3 separate regions of the Homo sapiens genome follow, and regions 2 and 3 are each linked to region 1. The links are chromatin loops, found by intact Hi-C in ENCODE. Cell type or tissue: heart left ventricle. All regions are shown on one strand.

Region 1 (8,000 bases):
AAGATTAGGGAGAAAAGACTCGCCCAAAGCAGCAGTGATTCGTGACCAAAGCTGATGAGGGGTTTTATTTTTTCTCCTTAAGTAGCTCTTAAGTCACCAACATCAGGAACTCTTTGTAGAGAAACAAATATGAGTAAGTGATTTGGTGCCAGCCCTCTTGAGGACATAAAATGACTCTTTCTCCTTCCTCCTCCTCCTCGCATGCCTTGCTTCAGGAAGGAACCCTAAGGTGGTGCAGGTTCCCAAACCTGTTATTCGGATGGGTTGGAAGGTTCATCTCTGTTAGGCATGGTTTCCCACTAGATATGAACAAAGTCGGGGAGAAAATGCTTTCCTTTTTCATTCTGATTCCTTCACGCCATTGTTCTTGAACTCCTCAGCTCCCACACTGACTCCTTTCACTTCTCCTATGAGGTGGTAGTGAAGCCACCTCACAAAGTCCCCTCTCTGAACAGACGCAGTTCTCGTTCCCCTATTTACAACTCTGTCAAGCATTTTTCGTGGGGGCTCTTGCTGACCTTAAAATTTGGCCGTGATTCAAATATTCATCCAGGTATCTGGGGTTTTATTAAAGGTCTTTTAGGAACACAAAAGTAGGAATTCCCTGAGAGAGGTTTTCTTCACTTGAGACTCATGGGTTATAAATGAAACTACTGGAATGCCCTGACCAAGTGCTGAGAGGAGCTTCAGAGACCCACAAAAACCTAAAAAGATGTGAAATTTGTCTCTGATCAAATAGATTTTGGACCTTATGAAAGAAAATAAGCTTTTCTTTTGATTCTTAGAGAAAAATTTTTGCTTCAGATGAATCCAAGTGTGTGTGCACGCACGTGCTTTCGTTGGGATCGTCTTATAGCTGTTATTCCAGATACCTGCTTCACAAAGCTTCTGTGATTATTCCTACTACTGTGACGATTCCTGCCACCCCAGTGATCGGGGAAAAGAACTTGAAATACAACTGGGTATTGTAGCATTGGCACTGTGCAGACGCTGTGTAGCTCTCTCATGTCTGGTACTTCTTTGTTTGCTAAAGGAGTATTGAGATTCAGAAAGTGGCTGCCTTCTAAACCTTTATTGTTCAGATAGCATTACTTTGGACCCAGGACAGAGGGCTTATAGTTGACTGTGAACGGGGTGAATGTTATACTTAAGCAGGGAATGTGGTCACCCAGTTGCAATGATTTAGAGTGCTTTGAACATAAATATCTCCCACGATGAATGACCAGGGTGCCTGAAATTCCATTGTTGAGACATTCCTTTTGGATCAGGCATTATTTCCACATAGCTCCACTTTTAAAAGTAAATCATTATGGCAGGAGATAGTTATGGAGAGAGATAATTAATACCTCAAGTCCCTAATATCTTAATGAAAATTAGCTTATCAGATCTCCTGAATTTTTTGAAGTGGAAGGACCGTGGCCAGCACGGAGTGGGTAGAGTTGGAAATAAGCACTATAATTTGCTTAGGGCTGGCCTTCTCTGTGGATAAGACAGATGGAAAACTAGATGGAAAATCCAGGCCTCCTGATTTAGACAAAACATTGTGAGCCTGGAGCTCTGAGGCCAGGATGAGCAGTCTGCTACTTACTGTGCGTGGCCATTGCTCTCAAGACATTGCCATCATCAGTCTTGGCCAAAGAAGGTCAGGTCTCCTCTAGTACACTGGCGATTTGAGAATGTGCAAGTCATCTGCATTTCTTTGACAGGAGTAGTGAATTTGGGAGTATAAATCTGAATCCTTAAGCCTTTCAACCATTCTCACTAAATGTCTTTACTTCAGGGATGATCACGTTTGATCGTAATGCCAAGATCTTGCAGATGTATAAAGGGCATGGTAATCCAAGTCTTGAGTTGAAGTAAGTGGTCAGGAAAATCTTGACCCTTGGGGAAGGAGCTACCAGAGCTGGGTGGCCTATGTGTGTGTGACAGGGAGGAGGTGTGCAGAATTTGGGGGAAAGATCCTTTGTAGTTCTCCATGTGGAATAATAACTTCCATTTATTGAGTGCTTATGGTAGGCGCTTTTCACATGTATTGTATCATTTAACCCTCTAGGCAGTCCTGTGAACTGGGTTTTATTATCCTCATCTTACTGATGAAGAGTCAAACTTAAAGAGGAAAAGGAACTTGACCAGAGTCACAGAGGTGGTAGGTGGGAGACAGGTCCATCCAATATACACCTTGCCTTCCAATAGAAGCCAAAGCCCTATTGCCTAATCTCTTCACTTTAAGAACATGAAGAATAGTGTTGAGTTCCCCTTTGAGATCTGACTGTGGTTAAAGCTTCACAAATTTCAGAAAAACAGAATAACTCACTAAAATAAAAATTTAAAGCTACCCCACAGAAAACATCTACCACAACCCAAAACTTCAGGGTTTATATATCCAGATTTTAGTGAACTATATGACTCTCCCTAGTCCCTTGCTCTGTCTCCTGGTAAATACTGTCCCTTTCAGAGCCCTGGCACATACATAGTGTAATAAGATCAGACCCCATCCCCCTACCATTCCAATGCAATCTAATTGCAAAGTGAAAATCCAGGGCCGTCTTAGATCCTCATCTGTCTACGTCTCTCTTGGTCCCCACTGCTTGATACGCAGTCTCAGGTTCAATACCATTCTCTCTTTTTGTGCTTTAGGTCTCTGTATTGTTTCCTTTTCACCACTTTTTTTTTTTTAATGAAGTGATTTTAAATGGAAAATTAAAAACTTAACTGTGAATCTGGCAGTTTCCTGCTAATGCCTCTTTGCTAAGAAGCTTCATAAAATACTGTATCTTATTCACTTCAGCACAGCTGCTGTGGGCTCTCACCACTTAACCATTCACAATATGTCTGAGAGATTAATTTTTGTAAGGCTGTGGTTTGAGATATCTCCCCCTTCCTTGTTTTACTTAAAATCCTCAGTGGGAAAGCGTGCATGGGGAAAAAAAAAACCACCACCACCCTGGATAAAAGGTACTTTGGTAACATACGTGCTTTAGGAACTATAATTTGTCATTTTATTTTCTTGTGCCCTCTTCATTTGAAATGCTGCAGCCTTTCTGCCAGAAGTCTCAAGTTTGTGTATGAGACTGAGGGGGAAACGAGAGTAGGTACCTTGTGCTGAGACTGTCCTGGGACAGTCCCGTGGTGGGTGTGAGCGTCTGTGTGATGCAGGTATGCTTATTTCTTCATGAAAGCCGCAGGTACTGGTTGCCTCTCGCAGGGTTAAAACTCTTGGCGGCTCACAGGAGGTGATGAAGAGCAAGGGCACGGGAGAATGAAGAAGCAGGAGGAAGGTGTGGGCCAGGGTCGGTTTCGGTGGGGTCCCCACTTGCTGGGTGAAAGCTGAACTGTTTATCCACACATCCCAGCAGCAGCAGAAAGCCAAGGGGTGTTTTCAGGACTCAGCTGCCAAAGTTTCTTGAAGCAGCTCTGCTCAAAGGCATATGCTGGGCTCACTTCTGAGGGAAATTTCCTTTTTGGGGAAGTTGAAGCAAAGGAATTTCCTGTGTGGGCAGACAGAGCTTCCTGACTTGAAGGCTTCTTGGAAGGGAAACAGTTTCATAATGAAATGACAAATTAAAGACATACCAGCCGGGTTCACTTCAAAACAGCTATTGAGAGTGCAGGCAAAGCCCTATTATACTCCCTCACAGAACAAAAATAAATCCCATCCTGACAGGTTTCTGTATGCCGGATTATATCCGTCCCCCCACACCTTTCTTCACAGCCTTCTTCATGCTTCCCTTCCTCCCACCCCCGCCATTAGCTGCCACCAGCTCCATCTTGAACAGCTCTCGAGAGCAGCCGGCAGCCAGGCCGGGAGCCTGTTTCTTGCTCCCTTGCTTTGTGGCTTTGCCCATCCCTGACCTGCGTGGAGGCCTTATAGGTTATGTGACAGCCCTATGCTGCCAAGACACAGAAATGACCTCTTTCCTTCCCCTTTTGACATAAAGCAATGATTGAAGACGTCTTCAGCAATGGGGTGGGGGCGGGCAGTCAGGGGAGAATGCAGCCATTTCCTCAGGCCGGCCTTTAAAATCTTGAAGGCAGTAAATGTAAGTGCTATTCCGGTCTTGGGAGCTGGGTCTGAATTCTTTGCTTTGTTGAAGGAAATAGGGCTCTGTGCTGGGTGGACGATATTCTTGTACCTGAACATGTCATTTTCTTCAGTTCCATCAGCCTGCATGTGGTGCTTTGTTTTGTTTCTGAAATTGACATGATGATGCCTTAGGAACTAAATTTTTTTCTTTAATGGAACAGGCTAGGAGAAAGAAGGATGGCGGTATCATTTGGGGCGTGAGAACAGTCATTATTAATTAGGCTTAAGTTAATGAAATAAAAAAGGCACAGGCTTTGAAATCAGTTGTCTAAATTTAAGGGCCAGCTCTAACAATATACAACCAGCAATGTAACCTTGAACAAGTCACTGAACCTCCCAGCCTCAGTTTCCTTATCTCTAAAATGGGTACAGTCATACCTTTTTCACATTGTTGTGAGGAAATTAGATTATGATTTCAGAGGCACTTTGTGAATTCCTATAAGCCTTCATACTTCTTATTAAACCACTATTGGGATCTCTGGAGACTGAAATATAGTATTAGGCTAAGACAGCAGAATTGTAGAATTTGTAGATCAATTTGGCAAATATTTAGTAGAAGTCTTCTATGTGTGCAGCATGGCTCGACTCTGTGGGGGAAAATAAACAAGTGGAAAGTTTCAGGTGGCCGCATGGTATAGCAGAAAGAATATTGGACTTGGGGCCAGGAGGCCAGGGTTCAATCCTGGCTGTCACTCAGTTGCCTGTGACTTGGTATGAACTGTTTAACCTTGATGAGCCTCAGTTGCTCATCTGTAAAACTGGGAGAAATCAAACTCTATGACCTTAATAAACTCTGTCCAACTCTAACATTGTATAATCAGTTTTAAGAGGTTTTTGCCTTTAGCAGCTGTTTATAGGATTTATTCTAAAGAGTAGGGAAGAAATATTCATTGTATAAGAGCTTGTCTGATGAAGAAGATTGCATGAAAAAGCTACACTTTTTTAATAAGTATATCTGATGTAAACAGGAAAAATGGGTGCTTGCCAGATATGTCATCTATAGCAACTTGTTTTGAGGGGGTCTCTGAATGCTGACATGAAAATGACTAGGATCATGGGTTGAACGTGAGTTTGCTCAAGAGAAGGTTCTCTTGGGGCTTTGGTTTACTTCCTCCCAGCTGCTCCAGGGAACACTCAGGATATTTCCAAATGGCTGCTCATTTAAGCCATTCCCGTTATGGTTCTCCTTGTCCAAATTGGCTTCCATGGTACAGTCCCAGTGTTGACTGGTTCTGCTAATTTGATTCTTTTTTTTTTTAATGTGCTGATATGTAGTTTTAGGACTGCTGCATTATTGTTCCTCTATCTTTCCGTTTGTATTAGTAAAGAACTATTAGCAATTTTGCCTCAGTCTTCTAAGCACGCTTTTTGATTGGAGAAAACCAAGGTACCAGAAAACTTAGATACCATGTGGAAAGTCACAGTTTACTGGGTGTGTACTATGTGTTACTAGTGCTTTAATAAATTTCCTCATTAATTTTATTCTCCCAGCAAGCCTGGCAGGTAGCTGATAGTATCTTTGCTTTACACATACAGAAACTAGGGCTTAGAGATGGTAAGTAATTGGGTCAAGGCCACAGAACTGGCTGGTAGCAGAGCCAGAATTTGAACTCATGTCTGCCTGCTCCAAAGCCTGTGTTCTTTATCCCCTCAGTGCACCCCTACTGTTTTGACTGCTGTTAAATTGACCTTATGCTTAGAACCGAAGTCAAACCCGTACCAGGGCTGCAAAAAGAAACAAAATTAACCTCATAGTCTGCATACTCTCGAAATGGCAAAAAAGCCTGCAACTTTCCGTTGTGGAAAATAATATACCTGGGTGATAAACTGAGCAAACATCACCCTTGCCCTTGCCTCTGAAAGAGAGCCTGTTCTAGTTCATCCTGGGGCCAGCTTGGCCTGGAACCCCACTGGCCAGCTCTGTCCACACCTTGCATATTAGGACAGAAATCTGCCTACCACATTCCAGCTACATAAAGAAGGTGGCCAGCACCTGACTGCCTCTTTCTCCTTGTGAAATTCCTTGGAAATACCATTTGTGACTGCTTGGGCTTGTTCTGAAGAAAATTCAAATCTTGTTCTGTTTAACAAGGATTGATTGAAGAACCCGTAGGCTCAGTGCTAGTACAAAGATAAGCAAGGAAGGAACTCAGAATAAGAGAGAAAAAACTTGGATAATAATTATCAAAACCAGTATTTATTGAGCACCTACTGTGCCCAGTAGAGTAGTAATTACAGGAGGTAAATATCTAAAACTTACATAGCTCTTCACAGAACATACATCTGTTCTTGCTTCTGTGTTTGATTTTATTAGCTTTCCTCTGTACACATAAGCTTTTAGTGTATGTCCTATTATTGAAGTCCAGAGTTTTATTATTTTTCACTTATTTGGGCATAGATAGTTCCAGAATTTACTTGTCTTCCTCATTCTCATTGTTAATCTCATTTTTCTTCCCTGGAGAATATGGACTTTCAAAACTATTTTTCAATCAAGGCCAAAATATTTCTTAAAATTCACTTCTATTTAAAACACAGATAACATCCAGGAGAAAATCTGAGAAGAAAAAAAAAAACGATTTTGATGGTACCTGATTATAAAAGACTCACAGTACTAAGTTATTCTTTGGCACGTGTAGCAAAATACTATGTAGGTGTCATTTCGAGTTCATAGTAAGGGGAGAAATGGTGTCATTTTTCCTGCAGAGAAATTTAATCTTTCACTTTAATCTTTCATTGGCCTATAGCAGCCAGTGGGGTCTTTTAAAAAATTCTTTTCCTTCATATTCCCCGTTTGAGCTTAAGGTACAAAAAAAGAAAATACTCTTGAAATGCTGTGACCAGATCTAGACTGTAACATGCCCCTTCACTCCTCTGGTGAGGAAGTGCGGGAAGGTGGAAGACATTGAGGGGTTGATTATTTACTTCGTTTGGAAGTAAGAAGGGAGGTAGCTCTTATTTGGAATAAGAGCTGTCTTCAGAACAGGTGTGTGCTCTCCTGAAGCCCAGAGCTGTGACTCCCTGGGTGTGTCTCTTACCTGTGCCCTTGGGCAGGTGGCACGGGAGAAGAATACGATAAGAGGAGGATGGTACAGACAGAGGAGTCACAGGCTGAACAGGCTGTCACCGGGGCAAGATGACTGACAGGTGGATGGAATTCACCATCCTTTCCTTTCAATCAAAAAAAAGGTAGAAAGTTGCTCATAAGTAAGTTTGAGTTATATCATCTTCTTCATAGCCGTTGCTCTTCAGACACAGGTGCTGGTAATCAGGAAAATGCAAGGAAACAGCTCTGGGGAAAAGGAACAAGCCTCGTTGGCCTTGAGAGCCCCAGTAGACCATCAGGCCTTGCTTTGGATATTGGGAGGTGACAGTGCCTTCTCACGTGCCTGACAGTTTCCCTGCACCACCAAGACTCTGTGTGACTGAGGCCGTGGCCCGGGTTTCAGGATGGGCATTCAGAGGAAGGAAGTTCCCCCTCCTTCACTTACCTCACGCTTACTAGATGCTGGGTTGCCTATGCCCATGTTAAAGGAAGCCAGATAACTTTCTGTCCCCATGTGATCCAGGCCCATCCTGAAGCCTGGGGGTTCTGAACATAAGTATGGCGGTTGCAGCCTTCCTTCTGTGACTTCTGGAATTCCTGACAGAGAGGGTCATATCTAGCCACTGTCAACCGGATGCTAGACTTGTTTTGTTAGGCCCTTCCTCCTTCCCTTCCTCTACTTATCTTCCAATAACCTTAGGATTTGGAGGAAATTAAAATAAACCTTCTTCTAGAAAGGTGTCAGGGACCCATGCACAAATGTAGCCTTTTTGATGCTTGAGAAAGAATGCCTTTTTGACTTCCGTGAATAAAGAATAAGTCACGGCTAATGAGTAAGTAACAGCACGTGCCTGTGGTCCCAGTTATTCAGGA
Region 2 (8,000 bases), 97 kb after region 1:
GTTTTCAGGTCAGCTGACTGGGGCTACAGTGTGTGGCAGGTCCTGCTTACATTACTGCCAAATTTGTACTAAACAATGTCAAAGATGACTTCTGGGACTCCAAAGTATGTCTAGTTCATAATATTAAAAACTCATGCTGAGTTGGACCGAATTCACCCTTCTAGATCATTAACTCCCTTGGGATGGGCCGTCTTAGCATCACGAAAATCTCCCAGCCTGTGAGAACTGTGGGTTCTGAGCCAGGCACCGGCTTCTGAGAGCAGACACACTGGCTGTCACCTACCCCCTGAGGAGCCAGCCCCTCAGTGCAGGTCACGCCTTGAAAGCTGGCCCCTCTCTACAGCGGCTTAGTAGGTAACAGGTAGACGCATTCTTTAGCTGCTCAAGTCACATCCTGTCACTGGTTGTAAACCCACTCGATTCTCTAGTCTTGCTGGAATCGTGTTGATGACTGCAGGGTCAAGGAGGCTGTGGGCTGGGGTTTGACATCTTTGTTACACATATTAACCACGGAATACATGACAGAGCCAGAGAGCATGCCGGCACGTATATGCGTGCACTCTACATCCCCCGACTACCTGGGTTCTAATCCCAGCTCCCCAGTTTACCGGCTGTGTGACTTCAGGCAACTGCCTTGGGTCTCAGGTCTCTACCTGTAAAAGAAGGAAAATGACAGGACCTATCTCAAAGGGTTGACATAAGAAAGAAATGAGTCTCCAGCCTGGGCGACAGAGTGAGACTCTGTCTCAAAAAAAAAAACAAAACAAAAGAAGAAAGAAATGAGTTAATACGGAAAATGCCCTTAGAATAGCCAAGCATTCGGTAAATGTTATTCATTATCATGATTCAATATTTCTGGCTGTTATTTGGTTGTTTCCCCCCCTCTGTTTGTGTAAATTTTTAATTGGGATAAAATACACAACATTTACAATTTTAACCATTTTTAGGTGTACTTCAGTAGTGGTAAGTCTATTCACAATGTTGTGCAGTTGGTTTTTCCTTCCACTTTTCTTAACCATTCTCAATATCGCAACTACATCCACTTTGTGCAAACATCAGGTTTGTGCACCTTATACGTAGGGAAGGGCCATTGCCTCCCTCACTGTTATCCAAGAACACCTTTGAGGATTCATCTGCACTATGATTTCTGTGGGAAAATACATTTAAAGTGCCAGTCTTCATTACTCTCAGAACACGGCCTGTTTGGAAGTAAGCACTGCTTGCATTTTATGTCCCCTTGCAGTATCTGGCGAGCGCTGGGTCCTCCATGACCCCTTTGGAACCTTTGTATTAATCTTCTGGCTGTCTCCTTTAAGAACTACAAGATTAACCTTTTTGCAGCCCTTTCTGTTCTGGGATTCTTGAATCTGGCAGCAGGTAACGACAGGTCCCATCAGAAACAGGTCAAGATCTTGACTTCCTGCCCTCCCTGGGAGCAGGGCCCACGAGCACCACTTAACACCTTTTTCCCCTGACCCAGCCTCATTCCAGCCTTCTGCAAGTCCTGCTTTCCTCTCCAGGACCTTTGTTCCTGCTTTGCTTCCTATATTTCAGGGCCTAGGGCAGCATGACCTTTTACCTTCTGACCCTTGCCCCTGCTGCAGCATGTGTTTTGTGACGGAGTGTAGGGACTGGATTGTGCAGAGACCCTCTTTGCATCTGTCTGGGCCCTCGGCCTATTACAGGAGGGACCCCTCACCCTTCCTGCCTGCACCAGGGTCCTCCAACTGGAGGCTGCTTTTAGCCCTAGGGCTAGCGTGCTCTCTTAAGCCAGAAGTTTTAGGGGCAAGAGATCCCTAATATGCATGAATGACTCTCACAAGACAGGCAGGAAGTCTCCAAGAGACTTCCTTTACCCCTAGGGAAATGCCATCTGATCTTTGAGATAAGGGGCTGGGAGCAGTTTGATTTCATCTCCAGAGAAGGAAGCCCTCAGTTAAGGGGTCATCTTGCTCTTTTCCCCACTCCAGGGCCTCTCTGCCTTATCTCTGTGCCACCTGTGACCCCAGGCCTTATACATGATTGAGAGGATTACCCAAACAGACCTAATTGACTTATTGGAAATCCAATCCTTTGATTTTTTAATTCACTTCTTTTGTGCTGCTTTATGGAGACAAAGGAGACTCCCCTATACTGCCTGTGAAGAGCAAGACAGTCTGCAGCCCCGACTGTGAGGACTGTGAGGCCTCCTGTGTCAGCAGATGTGCATGTACTCTCTGTACTGATCCCCTGGAAAGGTGGCCTGTTTGAAAGCAGTCCTGCCCAGGCCTGCAGTAATGAAGATTAAGCCTCAGAGTACTACAGGTTACCCATTTTGTTTTGTTTAGCCCCTTTCATCAAATGCTTATAAAATTCTAGGAGCTTACCTAGGGTTTATTGTTGATAACCTCAAACATATGTGAATCATCCACTCCAAACTAGGGCAGTTTTCTTCTCAGGCCCTCCAAGGGAGTTCGGTGACATTGGCACATTGTGGGGATGAATAGGCTGAAATGCCAGGTACACAGTTAGTGGAAAGACTCCAAACCAAGCAAAGGTTGAACGTCAGGTAACTGGAGTAGGGGGTGTATTAGTTAGCTAGGGCCGCTGTAACAAAGTACCCCAAACGGGGTGGCTTAAACAACAGATATTTATTATCTCACTTTTCTGGGGGCTAGAAGTCCAAGGTCAACGTGTGCCAGAGTTGGTTCCTTCTGAGAGAGCTGTGAGGTAGGATCTGTTCCATGACTCTCTTCTCGTTTCTGGTGGTTTGCTGGCAAGCTTTGGCATTCCTTGCCTTGGAGGTCTCTGCCTTCATCTTCACCTGCATTCTTCCCCTGTGTATGTCTGGAAGTCCAGAGTATACTTTTTATAAAGACACCAGTCATATTGGATGTTTAAAATGACCTCATCCTAACTAATTACATCTGCAAGGACCGTCTTTCCAAATAAGATCACATCCTGAGGGTACTAGGGGTTAGGACTTCAACTTATGAATTTTGGGGGAGAGATAGTCAACCCATAATGGGCATAAGAGACCGGGAGTGGTATATGAAATATAGTTTGAATTCCACCTCAAGACCTTGAGCTTATGACTTCTGTCTAGCTCTGTGTATCATTCATACTTCCCACTAATTTTTAACAAAATGACTGGGAGAGGGAGAAAGTGAAACCCAGTGGACTGAGGCTTGAGTGAGCATTACCTCCTGGGCCTGTTGATTTGCGTCTCCCTGGTGACCTTCTTCTCTGACCAGCATCCGTGGGCTTAGGGAAAGCACGGTGGTGGAAATGTGATCCTGGTGTGTGAGATGCAAACTTGATCTTAGCCTTTGCTCTCCCTGGAAACTTATCGGTCAAAACTTTCACTAAAGGCAGTTTTTTGTCTGTTTGTTTAGGTTTACTGGTTATTTATTATTTATAGCATGGTTAAATTGGGTCAAATTTTTATGAATTGTAAGTAGAGAAACTTTTCTAATAAGAGGAAAGGATAAGAAATCAGACCTTTTTGTAAAGAAAATTACCCCACTTAAAGTCCTGGTTTATTTTAGGCCGTTTGGCAGTGAGAAGAAGGGATTATTTGTGTCTGACAGAGGTCTACAAGGAAAAAGGTTTGGGATCAGAAAACACTTCCAACCAGAATGACGGTTCCCTGCCAGTCCTTGGTCTTTCTTCCTCCCTTCCTTCTGTGCCCACATGGACTAATTATGTCTGGCTTTCCCTCCCTCTTCCTTGTATATTTCCCTTCCATATCAAGACCTTCAGAATGAGGGCAATGTGGATAATTTCCCAGTTTTCCAGCTGGGCAGCTCACCAAGAACAAACCCAGACATCAAGGCCAGACCAAAAAAATCTTCTTGTTTTAGACAGAAGACTCCTACATCTGGGGGATTTAATGCACCCACTGTCCGCTCAGTGCATTTCCTGTGTCCGGAGCTTCTCTGCCTGCCGGCTCTGGTCTCGTAAGTTTCCATGCCCTGCTGCCAACTTATAATAACAGAGGCGGCAGGCAGCAGGCTGAGAATGTCATAGCCTACTCCATACATGGGCACTGCTTTGCAGACTGAAACAAAGCTTGCAGGGTCTCATTGCAGGCCTCTCAGCCTTGACAGTGGTTGTGCCCAGACCACCAGGAGCCTGGAATTAAATACCCTCGGATCCAGTTCTCTACTGTTAATGTTATCAGCTTCATCAAGTACTTCCTCTTTGAGTGATATCTGTGGAGAAATAAATAAATCAAGCTCCTCCAAGTCCTGTTCCTGCCTGGATCCTGAGTCCAAAGTAAAATCTGAGTTGGATTATCCAAAGCACTATCACCCTCCTGCATTGTTCCCAAGGTCTGGGCAGGAACGGAGAGTGAAATCTCTCCAGGACATTACATCAGTTCCTCCTTTACCCTTGGCATGAAAGTTCTTCCTCTCCTGGTCCTCCCAGACTTCCTAAGGCCTGCCCTGAGTGCACACCCACACACTAAGCCTTGAAGCCCAGGACATCAAAGAAAGCCTGCAGGTAACCAGATTACTGACCAACGCCTGTGACCGTTTTGAAATTTATAAGATGGGAAATGGATTCAGGAAATGGGATTTTTCAATACATGGTCTTCATCATCCTTAAGTATTTTTAAGCCTTAATAAGCTTTTAAGTAAAGAGAGACATTCTGTAAATGGCATTTAGAAGAAAATATAGGAAAGTTCAAACTGGAACTGTCTTCAATAGTTGTTTACAGTGATCATATTCTGTGACAAATGAAAAGTGGACCAGGGACAAAAGATAAATACATTTCTATGGGCAGCAGAATTGACATCCATATTATCTATAAAAGGAAAGTTTGCCTTGTCTACAAAAGATTACAGATCATTTTAGTTGGTGCCCAGTAAGCATTTCTATGCATTTGGGTTAAAGTGAGGAAGTTAGTGCTTGTCTTTCCAACCTATATCCTTGCAAGGTTAATTAAGCACTTTAAAAAAAAAAAAGCTTTTTATAACAGGAAATATCAAACCTATACAAAAGTAAAGAGAATTGTGTAATGAATCACCATGTACCCATCACCAGTTTTGATGATCAACTCAAGGCCAATCATGTCTTCCTCTGTGGTCTACCTCCTCTCTCCTTCACCATCCCAGATTATTTTACAGCAAATCTCAGATATATAATTTCCCTTGTAAATAGTATCAACAGGCTGGGCGCGGTGGCTCATGCCTGTAATCCCAGCACTTTGGGAGGCTGAGGTGGGCGGATCATGAGGTCAGGAGATCGAGACCATCCTGGCTAACATGGTGAAACCCTGTCTTTACTAAAACTACAAAAAATTAGCCAGGCATGGTGGCGGGCACCTGTAGTCCCAGCTACTCAGGAGGCTGAGGCAGGAGAATGGCGTGAACCCGGGAGGTGGAGCTTGCAGTGAGCAGAGATCACGCCACTGCACTCCAGCCTGGGTGAAAGAGCGAGACTCCGTCTCAAAAAAAAAAAAAAAAAAATAGTGTCAACATAGGTCTCAAAAAAAGACTATAAAATCATAATAGAACCATCATATCACTTGAAAACTAGTAGTTCCTCGGTATCATCAAATAATCTGCTAGTGTTCACTTTTTGCCAACCATCTCATAAATGTTTTTTACAGTTTGGATCAGAATCCAAACAACATCTATACATTGCAGATGGTTAACGTATCTCTTAAGTTTTTTTCAACCTATAGGTTCCCATCTGCAACCTTCTTGTGTGTGTGTTTGAGCAGTCCCTCTCTTCAGGTTTTTTTAAAGAAGTCAGCCATAATTAGTATATTCGTATATATAATATATTATATATATTAGCGTAGGCTTATATATACTATGTAAGTATATACTTATATAGTATTAGTATATACTATATATCATATATACTATAATCATATATAGTATATATGGTGTGTGTGTATATATATACTATATATCATACTATGCATATATAGTATATTAGTATAATCTCCCCCTGTACATAGTTTCTTTTTTTCCTCTGGTTGCTTTCAAGATTTTCTCTTTATTTTTGGTTTTCAGCAGTTTGACTATGGTGTACCTGGGTGTGGTTTTTATTTTACATATCTTACTTGAGATTCTTGGACCTTCGAATTTACTGTTGTTGATAATGTTGTTACCAAATTTGAGGACAATCTAGCCATTATTTTTTAATTTATTCTACTCTGTTTTTTTCTATATTCTCCTTCTTGGACACCAATTACATGTGTGTTAGACCACGTGATATTGTTCCACAGGTCACTGAGGATTTGTTTTGTTTGGATTTCATTTTTACTGATCTGTCTTCAAATTTTCTAACCCTTTCTTCTCTCATCTCCGTTCTGCTATTAAGTCCATCTAGTCCGGTCTTTCATTTCAGATATTATACTTTTCAGTTATAGAATCTTTATTTTGCCTTTTTTTTTAATTCCATTTCCCTTTTGGCAGCCTGTATGTGTCATCATTTATTACAACCATGATTTTCTTTTAGGGCTTGAACTTATTTATAATAGCTGCTGTAAAGTTTTTCTGTTTGTTTGTGTTAACTCCAACATCTGCATTATCTCAGGTTCTGTTTCTTTTGATGGCCTTTCCTCCTTATTATGAGTCACATGTTTGTATTTCTTCTCATATCTAGAAAATTGTGACTGGATGCTGAGCACATTGAGACACTGGATTGTGTTCTATTCCACTGAAGAGTATTGACTTTTGTTCTAGGAGGCAATCAAATTACTGGCCAGTTACTTTGAATCTGTAGAGGCATGGTCTTACGTTTCATTAGGTCCAATCTGTTTCTATTTTGCCTTTTGCCCTTAGCAGATCCCCTTGTCCTAGGGTTTTTACTCCTACATTGTGGCCATTCTGGGGTAACAAACAGCCTGAAGTGTTTACAGAGCCTTTGAACTTGATGAGACTCAAACTCTGAACTCTGTCTCCACTGCAGTAGCCAGTAGCTGAGGTTTCCGCTTAGATCTTTTGATTATACAACTGTTGCTTTTCACTGAACTCCAAAGGGTCTCCCTGGCACTTGGGCTATTCGGTAATCAGACAAGAATTTGAGGAAGCTTTTACATGCCAATTTAATCACTCTCCCCTCTGTGGCTCCCACTGTATGGGATTTGTTTCTTCAATTTTCTGCCATTCTGGCAGCTACCTACTCTATCTCAAGCAACTTTCTGTTTATCTTCTAACTGCCCCTGTGCTGCACGGACTGGGGAGGAACATGCAGCATAGGGCAGTTAGGAGATCAACAGAATCAGGGGGAAAGCTGTTTAAATATGGACCTCACTCTGTGCAGTTCCCTTCTTTCAAGAGTGAAATCCTCTCCGGTTTTTGTCTGCCCTTGATACCTTCAAATAGTTTTTTCAATGTATTTAATATGGTTTCTTTCATTTCTACCCGTAAGAAGGTTAGTTTGGTACACGCCACTCTGCTATTGTTGAACTGAAATTGCCCCTTTCCTTGTTTAGATAAGTGGTGGCAGATCATAAATACTTCATCTTGCTTTTCGTATCTAACCATAGATTCTGATGCTAGTCCTTAGCAAAATATCAAGATACTCCTCATTCCTTTTTACTTTTACGTAGTACTCCATTTTTTAGAGATATATACTATAATTTATTAAATCAGTCTTCTATTGATAGCTATTCCAATGATGAGGCACTTGAATTTATGGCAGTGGGTTATACAGTAGTCACAAAATAAGCCCTTTGCCTTCAAGGAGATGATCTTTTAATATTGTGAACAATATTTTTGTTCAGTGATCATATGATAGATGAGATCTAGTAGAACTTTCAAAAAAGAAAAAAGTCCGCATTTTCTTCTTAACCCTGTGTAAAACTTAAAACCACTATGTCTGTCTCTGTTTACTGACCCTATCAAATTACGGAATTCACTTTATGTGTTCTTCATATATGTATATTATCTTAATGGACAAAGGTGATATGTTTGACTTGCTTTACTTAGAACTGTGGACAATTCTTTGACCAGAACAAGGACAGCAAGCATGCACATCCTTTTGGTGAGACTGCCCTG
Region 3 (8,000 bases), 100 kb before region 1:
TAATGTGGTTCTGAATAAGTTTCCAGAGATGAAAGAAAAGGAAAAAACCTAAGTCTGGAAGTACTGTACAGTGAGTCTAACTAGCATTATTACTCAGCGCTCAAGTATTTGAACCTATTCAGGGATCTGCTCCTTCATACAGTTGCTTATTATTTGTGACTGGGGTGAGACTTGAAAGAGAGCATCAATTCTCCAGTCTGCTTTTGTTTAACAGGCAGTTCCATGTCTGTCTGACCACAGAACAGACACTGTTTGCTGTGGGCTGGTGAATGTTCACTTTCAAGAGCAGGGAGTAGATGGCCCTTCGTGGAAGTTTAATTATACAGAAGAGTTTGAAAAGGCCAAGTTTGTTACTTTGGGGCATGGGGAAACCTTCCTCTCTAGCAGATGTGAGGGGACCGAAGTGTCTCTTTTCAGCAGTTGTATTCTTCTTGCTGTGGACCTAAATTCGATCCTAAGTCATTCTTTGTATGTACATGGCAGATGAGAAGATGAACTATAGACTGGAAAATAACCCTTTTTTGAGGAATTGTGGAGAAAATGTTACCCACCTGTCCCTCCTACCACCATGCAATAAGTGTGGGCTACTTAATACTCTTGAAGCAAGAGTTTAGGTTTGGAGAGAAACTGCTCCTCTGATCTTCTCCTGGAAACCACAAGTGGAAGTTTGTGATTTTCTTCTCAGCTGCCCTGTCCCCTCTCCCTTGGGTTATGACAGGCCGTGTAACTTTATCTTTCTTAGGACTTATCTCTTTGATGAGGTCAGTAATCCTGCTTCACTTACGTCCCCTATACGTAAGATTGCCATAACCAAAGATGACATGCAGACTCTAAAGCATTTCCTGGAAAAAATGAGCTACAGATAGAAGTAAGGCTCGTAATTTAAAAAATCGAACCCCAGAGAACAGCCTGTCTCTGAAGTTAACCATTCCCCCAGTACTTTCTCTTGTTTCCCTGGTGAAAGTGTGAATCTGGGTTGTGGCAGGGGAAGTTCTGGCACTGCTAAGAGGTGAGGAAGGAAGAGGGAGGGCCCAGAGCTGCCCACCTCACTTGCAGGTGTGGCCTGGAAGAGTGCCGGGGTCTCTAATGAAGAATCAAGTTCAAGGGATGAAGAGGAGTTGGCGAAGGGGCACAAAAATACAGCTAGATAGAAGGAATGTGTTATAGTATTCATTAGTATAATAGGGAAATTAGAGTTAACAATTTATTGTGTATTTCAAAATAACTAGAAGAATTGTACTGTTCCTAACACAAAAGAAAAATGTTTGAGGCAATAGATATGCCAGCTACCCTGATCTGATCATTACACATCTGCACAGATATCAAAATGTCACATGTACCCCCAAAATATGTACAACTATTATATATCAACAAAAAAAATCAAAGAGACAATTTAGAATAAGTATGGTCTCAAGCCTAGTGACTAATATGTGGACAAGTAGATCTGCACTAGGGTATACAGGAGGAAGTATTATGGAGACTTCATAAAAAGGGAGATGGGGCGGGGCGTGGTGGCTCACGCCTGTAATCCCAGCACTTTGGGAGGCCGAGGCGGGTGAATCACCTGAGGTCAGGAGTTCAAGACCAGCCTGGCCAACATGGTGAAACCCTGTCTCTACTACAAAAATTAGCCGGGTGTGGTGGTAGGTGCCTGTAATCCCAGCTACTCGGGAGGCTGAGGCAGGAGAATCTCTTGAACCTGGAAGGTGGAGGTTGCAGTCAGCTGAGGTTGTGCCACTACACTCCAGCCTGGGCGACAGAGTGAGACTCTGTCTCAAAAAAAAAAAAAAAAAAGGGAGATGGGGGACATGGTGGGAATTTGCTAAGCTCTTTTGTTAACTGCTTTAAAGAACTCAGACTAGGGAAGGAAACTTCTCTCAAGTTTATTGCTGGTTGTTATTTCCAGACCATTTGTCTTTCCCAAACTGCCCTTGGCCATCAAATCAGACTCCTGCTAGAGTAAGCCTCATGGTAGTGTCTCTTGGCTCACCTCTGTGGTTTTGCTAATTATTTTCATGTATTGACCTGGGATCACAGACCAGGCACCCAAAGGGACAGAGGTGAGTTCTTTTTCTTTGGGCCTCTTTGGATACTCATAACCCAAGTCCCTGTGACAGGTTTTGGAAAAATGGCACATCTGAAGGATTGGATCCGTGGTGCATTTTGTAATTGCTGTATCCTCTTTTCTTTAAGGTCTTGCTGTGTCACCCATGCTGAACTACAGTGGCGTGATCATAGCTCACCGTAACCTCAAAGTCCTGGGCTCAAGTGATCCTCCTGCCTCAGCCTCTGGAGTAGCTAGGACTACAGGTGCACCACCTTGCCTGGCTACTTTTTTAAAAAACTTTTTGTGGAGACGAGGTCTTGCTTTGTTGCCCAGGTTGCTCTCAGAACTCCTGGGCTCAAGTGATCCTCCCACCTCGGCCTCCCAAACTGCTAGGATTATAGGCATGAACCACTGTGCCCAGCCATTTTGTCCTCATTTTGACTTGAGATCTGGGAGATTTTAAAGATCCGTGTCATGAGTTCACTTGACTGGTGCTTTGCACTTTTGAGACCCGTCACTCTCCTGACTAATAGGTCTTGACGGCCACTAATGGCCAGCAATGGCTGGGAACAGCAGGACACTCTCACTTTGTACCTTTTGATCTGGTCTTTATTCAAAGTGGGGTGAACCCAGTAGGAGAGTTGTTGTTTTGGGGATAAAGTCTGGGTGACAGATTCTTCAGGCTGGGTAAGTCTCCTGTTCTCCCCGACTTTGAGACCTGAATGACCTGATTTGGCTGACTACACCTCCAGTCCCCTGGACAACAGCCAGCTCCTTTGATTTTGTGCCATTTAGTCCTTCCCTTCATCTGCTGACGCTGATACTTTCGGGTGAGGTGGAAGGAGAGAGCATACCTGTTGGTGAGGTAAGAGTGTTTTCCTTCAGAGAACCAAAGAAACAAAGGCTCCCTTTCTGAATTTTGTGTTCTGCCTCTTTGCATTTCTGAGGCTCCTTGTGTCTGGCAGGGCTGTGAGTGAGGAGATGAGGGTGTGCTCCTCTGCAGGCAGAAGTCAGCTGTAGGTCAGATGTGGCTTTGGAACACAATGGAATCCAGGGGGAATGTTGGCGAGCACAGCAAGGCTGGGGTGATGATCCTCTAATCTTTTGCAGCGTGCTGTAAGAGTATCTTTAACTTTCGCCGAGACAGGCAGGGCAATGAGCAAAAGGACCTCGGTGTTAGGTAACATCTCAAGTAGGGCACCTGGTAGTACACCTGTCTTGCATGTTCCCACCCTTCCCAACACTTTATCTTTTTGAAGCCATCTACCCTTAGAAAATGAACAAGGAGCCACTGACATAGACAGCAAGTATATTTACTTATCTTTTGGGTGCAAGGCAGTTTGCCCTGCTGGGAGAGATGTGGGATAAGGCCCCAGAGTGGAAAAAAACAAAAAACCTTAAAAATGCAAGAAGGAAGAAAGGTAGGTGAGCCAGCAGGTCCCACTGAAAGGCCTTGTTATTGCAGCAAAGAGGGAAGAGGTGGGCCCAGTGGCACAAATCACTAACATTCTTCTGACAGTCACTAGCCAGTTCTTCTGAGAATTTCTCTGTCTTGAAAAACTTGGTAAAATGGCCAAATGGAGCTTCTCCGAACTAGGGGGAATGCCTGTGTGTGCGTTCGTTGTTAGCCATCATGTTGAACAGTCTGATTTAAGGGAAAGTTGGTCTGTGTACATTTTCATTTCAGCTGTGGTCTTTGAAGGTTCACCATGGAGGAGGTGTGGGTGGATGAGAATAGAGTCTTCTGCCTCTTGGTTGGCTTATATGTAGGTTATAGGTGAATGTGAGTTCACAACCCCCAGCCTATTTCTTATTTGGGTGCACTTTTGGATGACTTGCAGGGCTGAGTTTGGGAAAACCCAGTTACTCTTCCTTTATGCACATATTTCTGCCAGACTAAATGCCAAATAGATAATTGGAAAGAATTTTCTTCGCAGCCCTGGTCCCCAAATTGGTGTCTGTGATTCTTCCTAGGGTCTCATATTATGAGAGTGCACTCCCTTTAATCTTTTGGGACCTCAAGTGGGGTCTGTGTGGACAAGATTGTGCTTCTTTGAGAAACTTCTTGCTGCACACCAGCCAGGGTAAGGCAAGAGTTAGTCCTGTTGGCTGGGTGGTTCTTGGGCAGTTGAGCATGCTTAGCACTTGAGAGGTTTCTGTTATACCATTTGCCAAAAGGGACATCTCTCCGCTGGTCCTAGTGCCCCAGGGCACAAATGGCAGGCTTTAGGAGAAAATGCACAATTTCAGGTTCAGTCTCTATCTGCATTTGTGTGCATGAATGGACTAATAATTGCAGTGCGTTGAACGATTTCTGCATATTCCAACACCTAGAAAGTAGCTTCCTGGATTAGGGAACGGTTCCTAGGTACAGCTACCAAAGGCTCAAGCTTAAGCACCAACACTGGAGGTTAGAATTAGCACGCTCTAGGGAGGACAGCGAGAGGGCAGCTGACACAATGCCTTTATGGGCTATTTTTAGCTTTAGTCAGGCCTATCTGGAGTGGCTTGTGCTTTCTTGGGCACCGTCCTGCATTTATTCCAGGGTTTGTGCTTGTGACTCTGTTTGCATATATGCCACATGTATCGCATGCTCATGGGATGATAAATTGCAGAAATTATGGCATAATCTGTTTTCTAGCATATAGAGGAAAAGATTACACAAAATCCAGCCTTGTTGTGGCGAAGAAACCTAACATATAGATGTAAAATATATCTCCTTGGAGGCCTGGCTTTGTGATGGGCTATGAACGGATTGTTAAACAGCAATGTGAGGGGCTGTTAGCAAGCTGTTTCTAAGAGCATCTCCCTGGTCTGGTCTGAAAAGGTGATGTGTACATATTGTACATTTGAGATAGTTTGCCTGTGGTGTTTATATGTTGGTAGGTTGTGTGTGTGTGTGTATGTGTGTGTGTGTGTGTCTTGTCTGTCTTCAGTGGTGAACTGAAAAAATAAAGTGTTGTTTACGTGCTTCTATGTTAGTGTCTACATTCCAAACTGGGCAATAGTTTTCTTTAAGCTGGCTTAAGTGAAGAGGTGTTTGGTCAGCCACAGGGTATGAATCAACCAAACTTCAAAAAGCTTCAGTGTGTTTTTGATAACACTCTTAAGTATTTAATAGCTGCTTTAAGGATTTGTGCCTTAGTGTACTTGGATGAATAGGTAAATCACCTCCCCATCAGCAAACTAGCGTTTGGGTTCCCACGTTGGCAAAGCAGGGTTCCTGTTATGTGTCTGGTCATATTTGAACTTCTTTTCACATTCAGGTGACATAGTTGAACATCAGTCCGTGCCAGTTTCTGCTACTATTGGGTTTTTAATGGAAGAGAACTCTTTCTTGTTACTACGATGCCATGCTTCTGCTGTGTTAGCAGCTGCTGTATTGAAAAACAGGTGTCTCTTATAATCCTCTGACTGGATCAGTTTGCTAGCCTGGCAGAGTCTTATTGTTATTGTTTTTATTTATTTATTTTTGTCCCACATAAGTCAGAAACTGCCAAGAGATGTTGATGAGTGGGATTAGTATGAGAGGAGATGGCAGCTTTTCTTGGTGGAGGTTTCTGTTACAAGAATCTAAGAGTCTTATGAAGATAGGGCTAAATAAAACCAGGATACGAACCACAGGGGAGAACCGCCAAAAGAAGGGTAGTAAATGAATGGTTCTGTCAAGTCACCTCTCTGTCATTCTTCAAAGGCCAACTTAAAGCCAGCACTGCCACAAAAGCCATCCAGGACTAAGGTTAGCGAACGGTGACCCTTGTTTGGTCCACGATGCACTAACAGACTCTTCCCCTTGTTGCTTCTTACTGCTACTGGAATGGAAGCTTTGGGAGGGCAGGTGTGCCATCTTTTCCAGCCTGCCAGGCAGTCTGGTGCATACTCGTCTTTCTCCTCCATACCGGCTGTCACTGCCTTCCTTCTGGCCCCAGACCTTTCAGTTGTCTCCTCTCTGATCTTCCTTCCTCCATTTTGTCCCCACCCCCAACACAACTTGGAATGATTCTTTGCAGATAAAAATGTGATCTTGTTACTCTCTGTCTCACACCACAGTACCACAGTGTAGCATGAACCACAGCTTCTTGTCACCTGCAAGGCCCTTTACTGCCTACCTTTCTAGTATCATCTCCACATTATGTTCCAACCACATAATGAACTTTTTTCTCAGGAGGACATGGTCTCGCTCTGTGGCCAAGGCTAGAGTAATCTCAGCTCACTGCAACCACTGCCTTCTGGGCTCAGGTGATTCTCCCATCTCAGCCTCCCGAGTAGCTGACACCACAGGCACGTACCACCACACTAGGCTAATTTTTGTATTTTTAGTAGAGACAGGGTTTCACCAGGCTGGTCTCAAACTCCTGGGCTCAAGTGATCCGCCCAACTCGGCCTCCCAAAGTGCTGGGATTATAGGCATGAGCCACTATGCCCATCCCATGTAACAAACATTTATGCCTGGAATCTTCCCTCGATCTTCTTTCTGCCTGGCAGCCAATTTGTCATTGGAAGTCCATTTCTCAAGCCTCCCTGTTGCTGCTGGGCACAGTGTTCCCCCAGCTTATTGAACTTGCTTCTGTTATTGGCAACAATCCAGTTATCCTTGAATTATCATCCACACTAGACTGAAAGCCTGCTGAGGACAGGAGTCTGATGGGTTCATTTTTATATTTCCAGTGTCCAGCTCAAGGTCTGGCACAGAGGACAGCCAATGGCTATTAATTGAATAGAATTTCTTAATCAGTAGGTATTTATTAAGCTTCTGTTACGGACTTAATTGGTGCCAGGCTCTTTGATATGTAAGATAAAGACCTCACACAGTTGACATCCTGAGCAAATACTCTGTGAGGGTTGAGGAAAGAAGAAAGGTAGAGACCTGTGTTTTGAAACATATCAGGACTCCATGTCAGGGCGAACATACTGCCACCTCCCATACCTAAGGGGCTCCTGTGAGGCATAAGTACTGACATGTACACACAGGGCACTCACAAATGCTCTCCTTCTCAGTTGCCTACTTTCTAGAGGGGAATATAGATAGCTGGAGAAGAAGCTTGAGAACCTTCAGGCTGGATGTGCCAGAAACAGCAGAGACAGCCCAAGATAAATGAATGTATTAACTGATCATCCTTTTTTTTGATGTGGCTCAGGATGCCTCTTGGGTCAGGGAGAGAGAACCAGTGGCTGTTTGTTGTAGCTGTGTGCGGTCTTGGCCATAGCTGGCTGTGGTATCTGGGACCCAGTGGCAGGTCACCACCGTATGGGGCTGCCAGTTGCTCCCCCACCCCATTCCTCTAAGAGCTAGTAGGGAGAGAGAACCCGGAAGAGCAGCACGGCTTGCTGAAACTTCTCTGAGGTCTGTGATTGGCCTTTCCATGTCAAGGGAAGAATCCCTCTCTTACTTGAGTCAGCTCTTTCCAGTCTTCTCTTGTACAGCCCATGTTCTCTCCTACCCTATCTGAGATGAAGATCTCTCTGGAGCTCTCATTTTACTCCTAATGGGTTGCCTGGAGGGACTAAACCAGTGAGAATGACTGGGCATACTATGGGACTAGAAAAACAACTCAAAGTTATGTCTTACGGATGGTAGGACAGCCTCAATATTGCTGTTTACAGTGGATAGCCCAGTGACATTTATTTAAAGAGGGCAGTCTTAAGAGAGTGTGTTAGGGTTATGAATCTGATTAAGTGTGATCTGATAAGTGGGAAATGGACCACTTGGGAGAAATCAGGTTACTTTCAGATATAAGCAGACCAAACTGGGCCTTCCACACAAGCCTGAATAGCTCGTTTTCTCCCTATTTCTGTTGCCATTGAGGTACAGCTGGGATTCAGGGCATTAGGATATGTGAAAACTTTTAGCTTCCTGAACCCAACCAGACCCCAGCAAGAGTCCTTTTACAGTTTCCCCGAAACCGTCACAAGTTTTCCTGACCGCCTGCTGGGGGCTTTCTGTTGCAGACCT

Evidence for each region. A loop is a pair of places that touch in the nucleus more often than their neighbours do. Peaks named below come from ENCODE experiments on the same cell type or tissue, not always from the same donor. Only the 100,000 strongest peaks of a DNase experiment are listed, where the experiment ranks them.
Region 2: it touches region 1 in a loop (1.8-fold over the local background); 15 of 110 quality-filtered maps call a loop at or near these places.
Region 3: a loop joins it to region 1, with 2.7 times the contacts of the local background. A loop is called at or near these places in 43 of 110 quality-filtered maps.

What each region holds. Positions count from the first base shown.
Region 1 is chr12:11,762,797-11,770,796 of GRCh38, forward strand. The region is part of intron 2 of ETV6 (ETS variant transcription factor 6); the gene reads left to right. Among named protein-coding and RNA genes, the nearest start is that of ETV6, 120 kb to the left of the region's middle. RefSeq lists enhancers at 111-160, 491-700, 3,206-3,285, 3,296-3,375. In heart left ventricle, no CTCF peak of the experiment used is centred here; DNase peaks (open chromatin) are centred at 3,295, 3,815 and 7,510; H3K4me3 peaks cover 688 bases; H3K27ac peaks cover 3,694 bases.
Region 2 is chr12:11,859,817-11,867,816 of GRCh38, forward strand. The region is part of intron 4 of ETV6 (ETS variant transcription factor 6); the gene reads left to right. Among named protein-coding and RNA genes, the nearest start is that of BCL2L14, 210 kb to the right of the region's middle. In heart left ventricle, no CTCF peak of the experiment used is centred here; a DNase peak (open chromatin) is centred at 3,950; H3K27ac peaks cover 4,769 bases.
Region 3 is chr12:11,658,823-11,666,822 of GRCh38, forward strand. The region is part of intron 1 of ETV6 (ETS variant transcription factor 6); the gene reads left to right. Among named protein-coding and RNA genes, the nearest start is that of ETV6, 13 kb to the left of the region's middle. RefSeq lists an enhancer at 7,505-8,000. In heart left ventricle, no CTCF peak of the experiment used is centred here; no DNase peak of the experiment used is centred here; H3K27ac peaks cover 4,349 bases.